Linked DNA regions of Homo sapiens: region 2 is linked to region 1. A link is a contact called in ENCODE Hi-C or POLR2A ChIA-PET data. All regions are on one chromosome and are shown on one strand. Each heading gives the region's core, a stretch centred on a gene start or an enhancer-like site at or near the end of the contact. The rest is flanking DNA. Distances are from core to core; before and after follow the strand shown.

The links. Hi-C counts contacts between places; a loop is a spot of excess contacts on that map. ChIA-PET counts read pairs that join two places held with the same protein, here RNA polymerase II (POLR2A). Pooled maps may share reads with other maps.
Region 2: a pooled map shows a loop between it and region 1 (5-fold over the local background). The contact joins the enhancer-like site here to the promoter of TRMU in region 1. A Hi-C loop is called at or near these places in 5 of 50 pooled maps. POLR2A ChIA-PET finds 5 or more read pairs at or near these places in 2 of 52 experiments (PC-9 and activated CD4-positive, alpha-beta T cell).

Annotation. Positions count from the first base shown.
Region 1 is chr22:46,333,519-46,338,099 of GRCh38, forward strand. It overlaps TRMU (tRNA mitochondrial 2-thiouridylase), which reads left to right and starts at 2,196. Exons shown (of 11, transcript NM_018006.5): 1 at 2,196-2,328; 2 at 4,261-4,426. The coding sequence starts at 2,247. RefSeq lists enhancers at 2,234-2,453, 2,286-2,785 and a silencer at 2,594-2,643.
Region 2 is chr22:46,671,904-46,676,484 of GRCh38, forward strand. GRAMD4 (GRAM domain containing 4) reads left to right here. Exons shown (of 19, transcript NM_015124.5): 14 at 940-1,094; 15 at 1,767-1,911; 16 at 2,754-2,847; 17 at 3,565-3,649. Among named protein-coding and RNA genes, the nearest start is that of GRAMD4, 54 kb to the left of the region's middle. RefSeq lists enhancers at 2,300-2,379, 2,580-2,729, 2,770-2,829. Within about 2 kb of position 2,633, at least 9 of the 41 ENCODE cell types and tissues checked have a DNase peak (open chromatin) inside an H3K27ac peak, as active enhancers do.

The DNA.
Region 1 (4,581 bases), core at 946-3,445:
GCCTTTCCAGACAGAACCAGTGTACATCTTACACGTATTAATTGATGTCCTGTGTCTCCCTAATATGTATCAAAGCAAGCTGTGCCTCGACCACCTTGGGCACATATCCTCAGGACATCATCCTGAGGCTGTGTCACTGGCATGTCCTTAACCTTGGCAAAATAAACTTTCTAAATTGAAACCTGTCTCAGGTACTTTGGGTTCATACCACAAGGGAGGGTTCTCATGCACATGTGCCTAATAATAACAACTATCACAAAAGACTGCAAAAACCACAACTTTACACAAAGGCTATCGTAACCTTCCTCAAAAAAAAAAAAAAAACAAAAAACTTCTGTTGCAAGGACATCTGCCCAGCAACTGCTTGTCCAACCCTGGAGTGCTGTCACCCTTGTTATTGATCTTTGTAGCCAAAGAATTATCTCAAAACAATGATGTGATCCTCATTTTCCCTTTAAAAACCTTTGTCTTCCTAGGCCGGGCACTGTGGCTCACGCGTGTAATCCCAGCACTTTGGGAGGCCGAGGCGGGCGGATCACAAGGTCAGGAGATCAAGACCATCCTGGCCAACATGGTGAAATGCCGTCTCTACTAAAAATACAAAAATTAGCTGGGTGTGGTGGCATGTGCCTGTAATCCCAGCTACTCCGGAGGCTGAGGCAGGAGAATCGCTTAAACCCGGGAGGCGGAGGTTGCAGTGAGCTAAGATCACGCCACTGCACTCCAGCCTAGTGACCAAGTGAGACTGTCTCAAAAAAATAAATAAATAAAATAAAAACCTTTGTCTTCCTTTACTTCCCTGAATACCCACATAGCTTATTGTGGCATGCATATTCCCATTGCAATGCCCTATTCACAAATGAACATCTTTTTCGTTCAGAGTCTCCCTGTGCTTTAGGTAGACCTTGTCTAGATGCTAACTCGTAGAGAAGAACTCAGCTTGAATATCACCCCTGGGGGATGACCTCCATTCTCTCCTCCTTCCTTTATTCAGCGAGGTTATGAAGCACCTGCCCTGGGCCAGGGGCTTTTCTGGGCATGGAGTAGGAGTGGACAGAACACAAAACCCCTGTCCAACACACCTCACAGACATTAAGGATTGAGTGCTGAGTATGCTTGGAGTCAAACTGTAAAAGATTTGAAGATATTTATTCATGTCATAGTCCCAGGAGATCCTGAGAACACGTGCTCAAACTGGTGGTGCTACAGCTTTTGGTTTCGTACGTTTTAGGGAGACATAAGCCATAAATCAATACATGTAAGATGTAACATTGGTTCCGGAAAGGTGGGACAACTCGAAGGTGGGGTGGGGCTTCCAGGTCATAGGTGGATTCAAAGATTTTCTGGGCCGGGGGCAGTGACTCACACCTGTAATCCCGCCACTTTGGGAGGCTGAGGTGGGCGGATCCCTTGAGGTCAGGAGTGAGAGACCAGCCTGGCAAATACGGTGAAACCCCGTCTCTACTAAAAATACAAAAATTAGCTGGGCTTGGTGGCGGGCGCCTGTAATCGCAGCTACTAGGGAGGCTGAGGCAGGAGAATCGCTTGAATCTTGGAGGTGAAGGTTGCAGTGAGCCGAGGTCGCGCCCACTACACTCCAGCCTGCGACAGAGCAAAACTCCATCTCAAAAAAATTTAATTAATTAAAAATTAAATTAAATTAAAATACTGTAAAATACTTCGATATCTTTCAGGGCCTGCCATCTGTCATGTCGGTATCCTATTGCTACGGAGAGTCCGCCTAGACAGTCTTAAGTCTGTTTTGACGTTAATGCTGGTCCGAATTCCAAAGGGAGGAGGAGGGTCTAGTGAGGCGGGTCCCACCCGGCCTTTCCCATCAGAGCCCGAACTCGCGGTTCAGGTTCCCTCTAGGACGCCCTTGGCCGAGAGGAGGCCTCCAATGGCTGGCTGGGGGGCTTAGAATTTTATTTTTGGTTTACAGCGCAGAAGAAGAGCAGTGAGGCCGGGGCGCGGGTGGGGAGGGCAAGGCGGCGGCTCAAAAAAAAAGCCAGCCCCTCGCGGCCCGACAGAGTCTCGGCGCCCCGCGGGTCGGTGGAGCCTCAGGGGTGAGCGCAGGCCGGAGACAGGGGAACCCGCCGCGGGACAGGGGAAGGCCGGACGGAACGCGGGTAAGCTGCCGCAGCTTCCGGCCGGGCCACTAGCGCGGACCCTACGGCCGGGGCGGGACTTCCGGCAAGGCGCGGAAGCGGCGGTAGCTGCAGCTGGCGAAGTTGGGCGACTGGCGGATGCAGGCCTTGCGGCACGTCGTGTGCGCCCTGTCCGGCGGCGTGGACAGCGCCGTGGCCGCGCTGCTGCTGAGGCGGAGAGGTGAGGCGTCCGAGGCTCCCGCCCCCCGCCGAGCGAATGTGTCCCCGGAAACCTGTCCCCGTCCGTCGTGGCGTTGTGCACGTCTCCTCCCTCCCTGGGCCGCTGGTTGCGCGCGGGTCGGCAGGAGGATACCCCGTCCTCTGACTTTGGTTCGGAGGCTCCTCGCCCTCCACCTGTGTAGTCGGAGGTGTGCGCGACTGCAGCTCCGACTACCTGGGAGCAGTTCCGCGCCCCTCTCCACCCACGCGCGCCCACCCACAGTGAGAAGCCGGCGGGCCGGGGTGGGGTGGGGAGGGAAGGGTTTCTCACGGATCTGCGGCGTCCACATTCACCTGTGAGACCGTGGACACTGGTGAGGGGAGCTGGGATCGCCGGGCCGGGGGCCTGACCTCTGCACACGCTGTGGCCGCCCGGTGGGAGGTCCTTGTCCTCCCCACTCAGCAGACTGGACAACTGCCGCGCGGCGGGTCTGCTTGTTCAGCGTCTCCTGTGTTCTCCGCTCGCTGGAGGACAAAGTTTTCTCCAGGAGCATTTGCATTTCTTCCGGCATCTAAACGGAGCCCCACGGGTGCTTAGCATTCCTCGGGCCCGGCGCTGAAATGAGCACTTGTTTAACTTCACCTGTGTGGCTCCCCGCGGGAGGCCTCATTCACAGAGTCACGTTTGTGGAGCTCTGCTTTGCGCCATCTTTGGCTCCTGACCTTGGGCAAGTGAATTAAGCCGTCCCCTGTAAAATTCGGCTAACACCTGCCTCACGGGGTGACTGGAGGGATTAGATGACATAGTACATACTGATGAGTACGTGCTCAGCACATACGAGGTACGCAGAAAACAGTAGTGGCTATTAGTTTATATTGTTAATAACCATAGCTATTATGGTAGGTACAGTAAGTGCCAAAGAGAAGGGTAGGCGGACCATAAGCAGAAATAGTTGTGAGGAAGGGAGAGTGGAGGAAAGCATCCTAGAGATGGAGGTGCTCAGCTGAGTCGAAAGAAGAGTAGGATGTCACTAAGCAGAGACTTGGAGGTGGAGGCGGCCCTCCCGGCACAGTCAGCAGTGCAAGCAGAATCACAGAGGCCTGCAAGTGTGGGCTGGTTCTGGCCAGATGGAGATGGAAGGAGAGGAGCCTGGAGCACGTTTAGCCCTGATTATGGAAGATGCTATACCAGGGGCTTTAGACTGTTAGGTAGACATTAGTCTGGTTGATCTGGGATAGGGGTGGTCTTTCGCGTGTGGTGGTGTAGTTTTGACAAAGCTTTGTCATCAAATTTCTGTTGTTTTGGGTACTATATGAAGCCTTCTTCAGCAGTCATTTGCCCTGTCTTTCATTACATTCAGCCTACCTAAACGAACCAGCTTTCTCATACAGGGTCTGCACCTGTGTAGTTTGCTAAGGTGGTGTAGGGCTAAAGTTGGCCTTTCCAATATTTGGGTGAATATTTTGTTACAATCGAAAAGGTAGAAAATAGGTCATAAACTAGGTGGTACAGCTCTTACAAAATATCGAAAATTTTAATTATCTTTATATCTGATCACTTAGAATCTAAGTCTTAGATAGTAACTAGAAATAACTTTTGAAAAGAGTTTCCTTTTTTGATAACTGAATGGTGCTTTGAAAAATTTTGTTGAGTTTCGACTATTCCTTCGTGTATTCCACACACACTGGCTGATCCCCTCCTGCTAGGTATTGTGCTGATACATAGATGGGGACACAAAGATGAGAAAATACCACCTCGTTAATCTTGGGGACTCAGGCACCAAGATGGAAACCGGATCCCTGAAGCCACATGGCAAAGCAGGGACTGCCCGGCAGGCCAGGCACAGAGGCACAGGAGCACAGCGTGTGGGGAACTTCTCAGAGCTCAGAAATCACTGCCGTTTTACCGAAGGTTGATTTATGTATTCTCTTTAATTGACCTTCCCGCCCGCAGGTTACCAGGTGACAGGGGTGTTTATGAAGAACTGGGACTCACTGGATGAACATGGGGTCTGTACTGCCGACAAAGACTGTGAAGATGCTTACAGAGTTTGCCAGATCTTAGACATCCCTTTCCATCAAGTGTCCTACGTAAAGGAGTATTGGAATGATGTGTTCAGGTGAGTGCGGGTCACAGCACAAAGGAAGCTTCCTCACACTGTGGATCCTTGCAGTGGAAGGATCCGGTAACCAGCCAGACCGACGCCTGTGCTGCAGCCCAGCGCTCTCCCTCCACGGTGGTGCTGAAGACTGCAAGAGGCCTCAGCCACCCTCG
Region 2 (4,581 bases), core at 1,383-3,882, 340 kb after region 1:
TGTCCTACAAAGGCAAAAAATGAAACAAAGGCACAGCTTTATCAGTCCCTTTATAGCACAGATAGTACATGGAACTCTGACCCTGGGGCCCCTGCAGGGAGGGCCTGCCACGTCTGGTCTGGTCTGGCGGGCTGTGCACTGGGGGCAGCGAGACAGCCCCCAGCACTGGGAGGGGCACCCGGAGAGACCGGAACTCCTGACAGCTTTTGCTGCCCAGGGGGGTGCGTTAGCAGGTGTGTGGGGGCCGGCCCCGCCTCCCATCCCTGCATCTGTTGCCAGGTGGGGTCCTGGGGCGCAGTCAGGCCTGGCTCTTCTGAGGTCGTGTTTAGTAGGGGGACTGACCATGATTGTGTCAGGTGACAGTATCGGGGAGAAAACGGAGCTGGTGGAGGGGAACTTGCGAGGGCGTGGCTGGGAGCCGTCTGAGCAGCTGGTCATGGGCGGCCTCTCAGCAGGGATGGGCTGGGCGTGGGGGGGCACCCAGTTGAAGAAGGGCAGGTGGGAGGGGGTTTGGGGAGGGATTGCCATGGAGGGACCTCAGATTTGGTGTCAGGTGTGGGGAATTGGGGCAGAGGAGGCACAGTCCTGAAGTGTTTCAGGTGGGTCAAGAACAGCCCTGAGCCAGGCGGAGTTGGAGAGAGAAGTGAGGGGCATTGGATGGGGGGGTCCTAGCAGAGCTGAGGGGTCTTAGTGGGAGTGGGTGGGGCGCTGGCAGTGGGGCCCTCGCCTGGGGTTGAGACTGTGCAGCACGAATGGGCCCCAGGGGAGCGAGGCTGGGGGTATCCAGGGTGAGGACTGAGCGAGCAGCTGGACTCTCACATCCAGGCTCAGGGTGGAGGGTGCCAATCTGGGAGGTGGGAGGTGCCGGAACCATCACCCTGAGTAGACTGGCATAGCTGCAGAGCTCTAGATGGAGCAGGCTGTGTCCCCTGCCCTCAGGACTCTATGCTGGTATCAAGTTCTTCCTCATTGATTTCATCTTTAAACGCTGCCCGAGGCTGCGCGCCAAGTACGACACGCCCTATATCATCTGGAGGAGTCTCCCCACCGACCCGCAGCTCAAGGAGCGCTCCAGCGCCGCAGTCTCACGCAGGGTGAGCCCGGCCCCCAGCTGCGGGGATGGGGGGATGGGGGGCCACGAAGCCGGGCATCCCCAGGCCCACAGTGCTCTGTTCACCTCCGGCTCATTTAGAGGCTGTTTCTTCAATTTTATAGACTCCTTAAACTTGAGGGTTTTTTTTTTCCCTGTTACCACTGCGGTTTCTGAGGCTCATCCAGCCCCTCCCAAGCCCAGGGCAACACCTGGGGACTGGCCATGATGACTGAGAGCCAGCAGGCCTGGGAGTGACCACTCCATGGGGGTGCCCGGCCCCTGCCATCCCTGACAGTGAGGCTCTGGCGCTGAGACCAGGCAGTTTGAGAAGGGCCCCCTTGGAGCCACAGCCTGGCACTGGGCCATATTTCATTCACAGTCACAGGCCCTCCAGATGTGCAGCACAGCATCCCAGCCAGGACCACGGGGAATGAGCAGGCCTCGGTGCTCCCTTCGGGGTGGCTCAGATGAGTCAGGAGGGTTGCTGGGCTCTCCCCACTGAGGTGAGGTGGCCCTGCCTGGAAGAAGGAGCCGCTCTGGGCCGGAAGGGACCTCGGGAACGTCTTCCCAAATTTGGATCCCAGCTTTTGGGGAGGTGTGTGTGCGGCCAGCACATCTGGGTGCTGCAGGCGTGGGCAGCGGGCCTGACCTCGACGCTGTTTGCCGTTGGCAGCTGCAGACGACCTCGTCACGGAGCTACGTACCCAGCGCACCGGCCGGCCTGGGTAAAGAGGAGGACGCCGGTCGCTTCCACAGCACCAAGAAGGGCAATTTCCACGAGATCTTCAATCTGACAGAAAACGAGCGTCCGCTGGCGGGTATGTGTGCCGTGAGTCTGAGGCCAGGCCGAGCGCCGACACAGACTGAAGGCCCGTGAGGGGGGCGCTGTGGATGCAGGACGGGGTCGCCCTGTGACAGGCCAGAGGAGCCCTCAGGATGGCATTCACATCCCACTGCCCCAGGAGGAGTGCAGGAGCCAGGGGTCATGAGGACTCTGCGGGCTACAGGGGAGGAGGGCGTGCCCGTGGGGAGAGCCGCCCACGCTGCAGCACTCCCCTGACAGCAGGCGTGCAGGCAACACACTGGGGAGAGAGTCCAGGGCGAGGCCTCAGGGCCTGCAGGGCGCTGGCAGGGGGTCTGCCCCTGGTTCCATCGTGTCTGGAGAAACAAGAGCCACCAGGGGACAGGTGACTCAGGATCCTGGGGACAGGTCAGCTTTCCCAAAGGGAGGGCCTGTTAAACTAAACCGGGCAGCTCGAGGTGTGTGATGAGCGGCTGCAGAGGCAGCTGCGGAGAACGGAGCTTCGTCCTCTGCTGAGCCCTGGCCCTGCCGGTCTTGGTGGAGGTGGTGTCCCAGCGCCCTGACCCTGCCGGTCTTGGAGGTGGTGTCCCGGCCACACTGTGACTTCTGTTGCTCCCTGCTCTGCCTGGGTGCTTTTACTTTAAAAACCCTGCCAGTGCCTGTTGAAGAGGAAACATCTGTTTTCCACCCTCTGGGGCCACCTCACTCTTGCCGGCGCGCCTTCCTCTCACTGTGGGTGTGACGTGAGCGCGGTGGGCGGATGTCAGGATCTGAGAGTCAGGCTCCTGGGTCCCAGCGTCAGGTCAGAGGCTGGGTACTTCCAGTGGAAAGTGTGACAGGCGGGCCTTCTCCCATTAGTGTGCGAGAATGGCTGGCGCTGCTGCCTCATCAACAGGGACCGGAAGATGCCCACGGACTACATCAGGAACGGGGTGCTCTACGTCACGGAGAAGTGAGTGCAGCCGTGGGGCCCTGTGTGGCTGCAGGGGAGGGGGCGCAGGAGGCTGCCTAGGCCCTGGGATGGCGTGGCTGGCCCAGTGCAGGTTTTCCTGAGTGGTGGCCATGGCCTCTCCCATGCTCTGCTCTTGCCGGCTGTCTGGGCTCCCAGGGAAAAGGTGTTGTCTCCAAGCCGGACGTGGCCTGGGCTGTACTGCTGCCATCCCTCAGGCTGGCGGGGATGCTGTCTTCTCTGGGGCCCAAGCAGTTCATGGAGACGAGGGGCAGAGTCTCCCAAGGAGGGGACCGTGTGGGGACCTGCTATTGCTGAGGCCCTGAGTCCTTGTTGCCCTGAGTGCCTCATGCAGAGCAGTGGCCGTGAGTGTCTCACTCAGAGCAGTGGCTGTGAATGTCTTATGCAGAGCAGTGGCCGTGAGTGTCTCACTCAGAGCAGTGGCCGTGAGTGTCTCAGAGCAGTGGCCGTGTCTCACTCAGAGCAGTGGCCGTGAGTGTCTCAGAGCAGTGGCTGTGAGTGTTTCACACAGAGCAGTGGCCGTGAGTGTCTCATATAGAGCAGTGGCCGTGAGTGTTTCACCGGTTCTGTGTCTGCTGGGAAGGGAGCACCACTGTCCATCCCACTGGGGGCTGAGAGGCAGCCCCGGGAGACCCCCACCTGGTGGGAGCGTGCTCTGGTTCAAGAGCCAGGCGACGCCTCTGTCCGTTCCCCTTCCAGTTACTTGTGCTTCGAAAGCTCCAAATCTGGGTCCTCAAAGAGGAACAAAGTCATCAAGCTAGTGGACATCACGGACATCCAGAAGGTTGGTGCACCTACCCACCCCCACTAACCCCCGTGTTTTCTTCGTCACCTGACAGAGGCTGGCGAGGCTTTCCCTATAGACTTCTGCCAGCCTCTGTCAGCATCTGGGCGCCGCGGCCACGCTGGCCGGCCATGGTCCGTTTCCTTGACTTGAGTCCCCATGTCCCTGTGGGTCTGCCCCTGCCCTGGGGTCCACTTGCCTGGACCGTGTGTCTCAAAGTGGAGGGGCTGGGTTGGAGCCCAGGAGGTCAGGACCCAAGCCCCACTCTGGCTGCTGTGTTCCCCTCGTATCTGGGACCCTCCCCATAAAGAAAAGCACAGGGGCCCTGAGCCCCTGCCTCGGATGCAGGTTTTCAGGTGGGAGCTCAGATGGTCGCGCCCGCTCTGGGCATTTTCTCAGCATTTTACCGTAGCATGGAATGAGCAGGTGGGCGTGGCCACAAGTGCCTGTGGTCCCTTGTTTTCTGGGGCAGGGAAGGCTCAGTGAGGCACTGGCAGGCACACTTGGCCCGAGTGGTCAGGGCCCCCAGCTCCCTCCCAGCTCCGAGCGTCCTGGGCATGTCCGCATTGGCACGGCGGGCACTCCCGGCCCCACGGCAGTTGTGGGTCATCTCTCCCACCCGGCTCTGGAAAAAAGCGTGCAGTCAGGTGACCAGAAGGGGTGAGTTCAGGGCTGGGGTCCTTTCCGCCTGCCTCTTGGGATTGGCGGTGCTGACAGATGGCCCTCCTGGTGCCAGGCCCTGAGAGCGAGTTCTGGGGCTGAGTGCCTACCGTCAGCCTCCTCAGGCCGGCTTGTCTCTGACCTTCCTCAGGCCAGCTGGCCGACGGTCTGGGCTGGGGTGGGACAGACCCTTTACAGGTCTGGTGTCTCGGCCACAAAGTGAGGAGGTGTCCACAGGCCCTTACCTTCTGTTGTTTGGAAGTCCCAGGTGC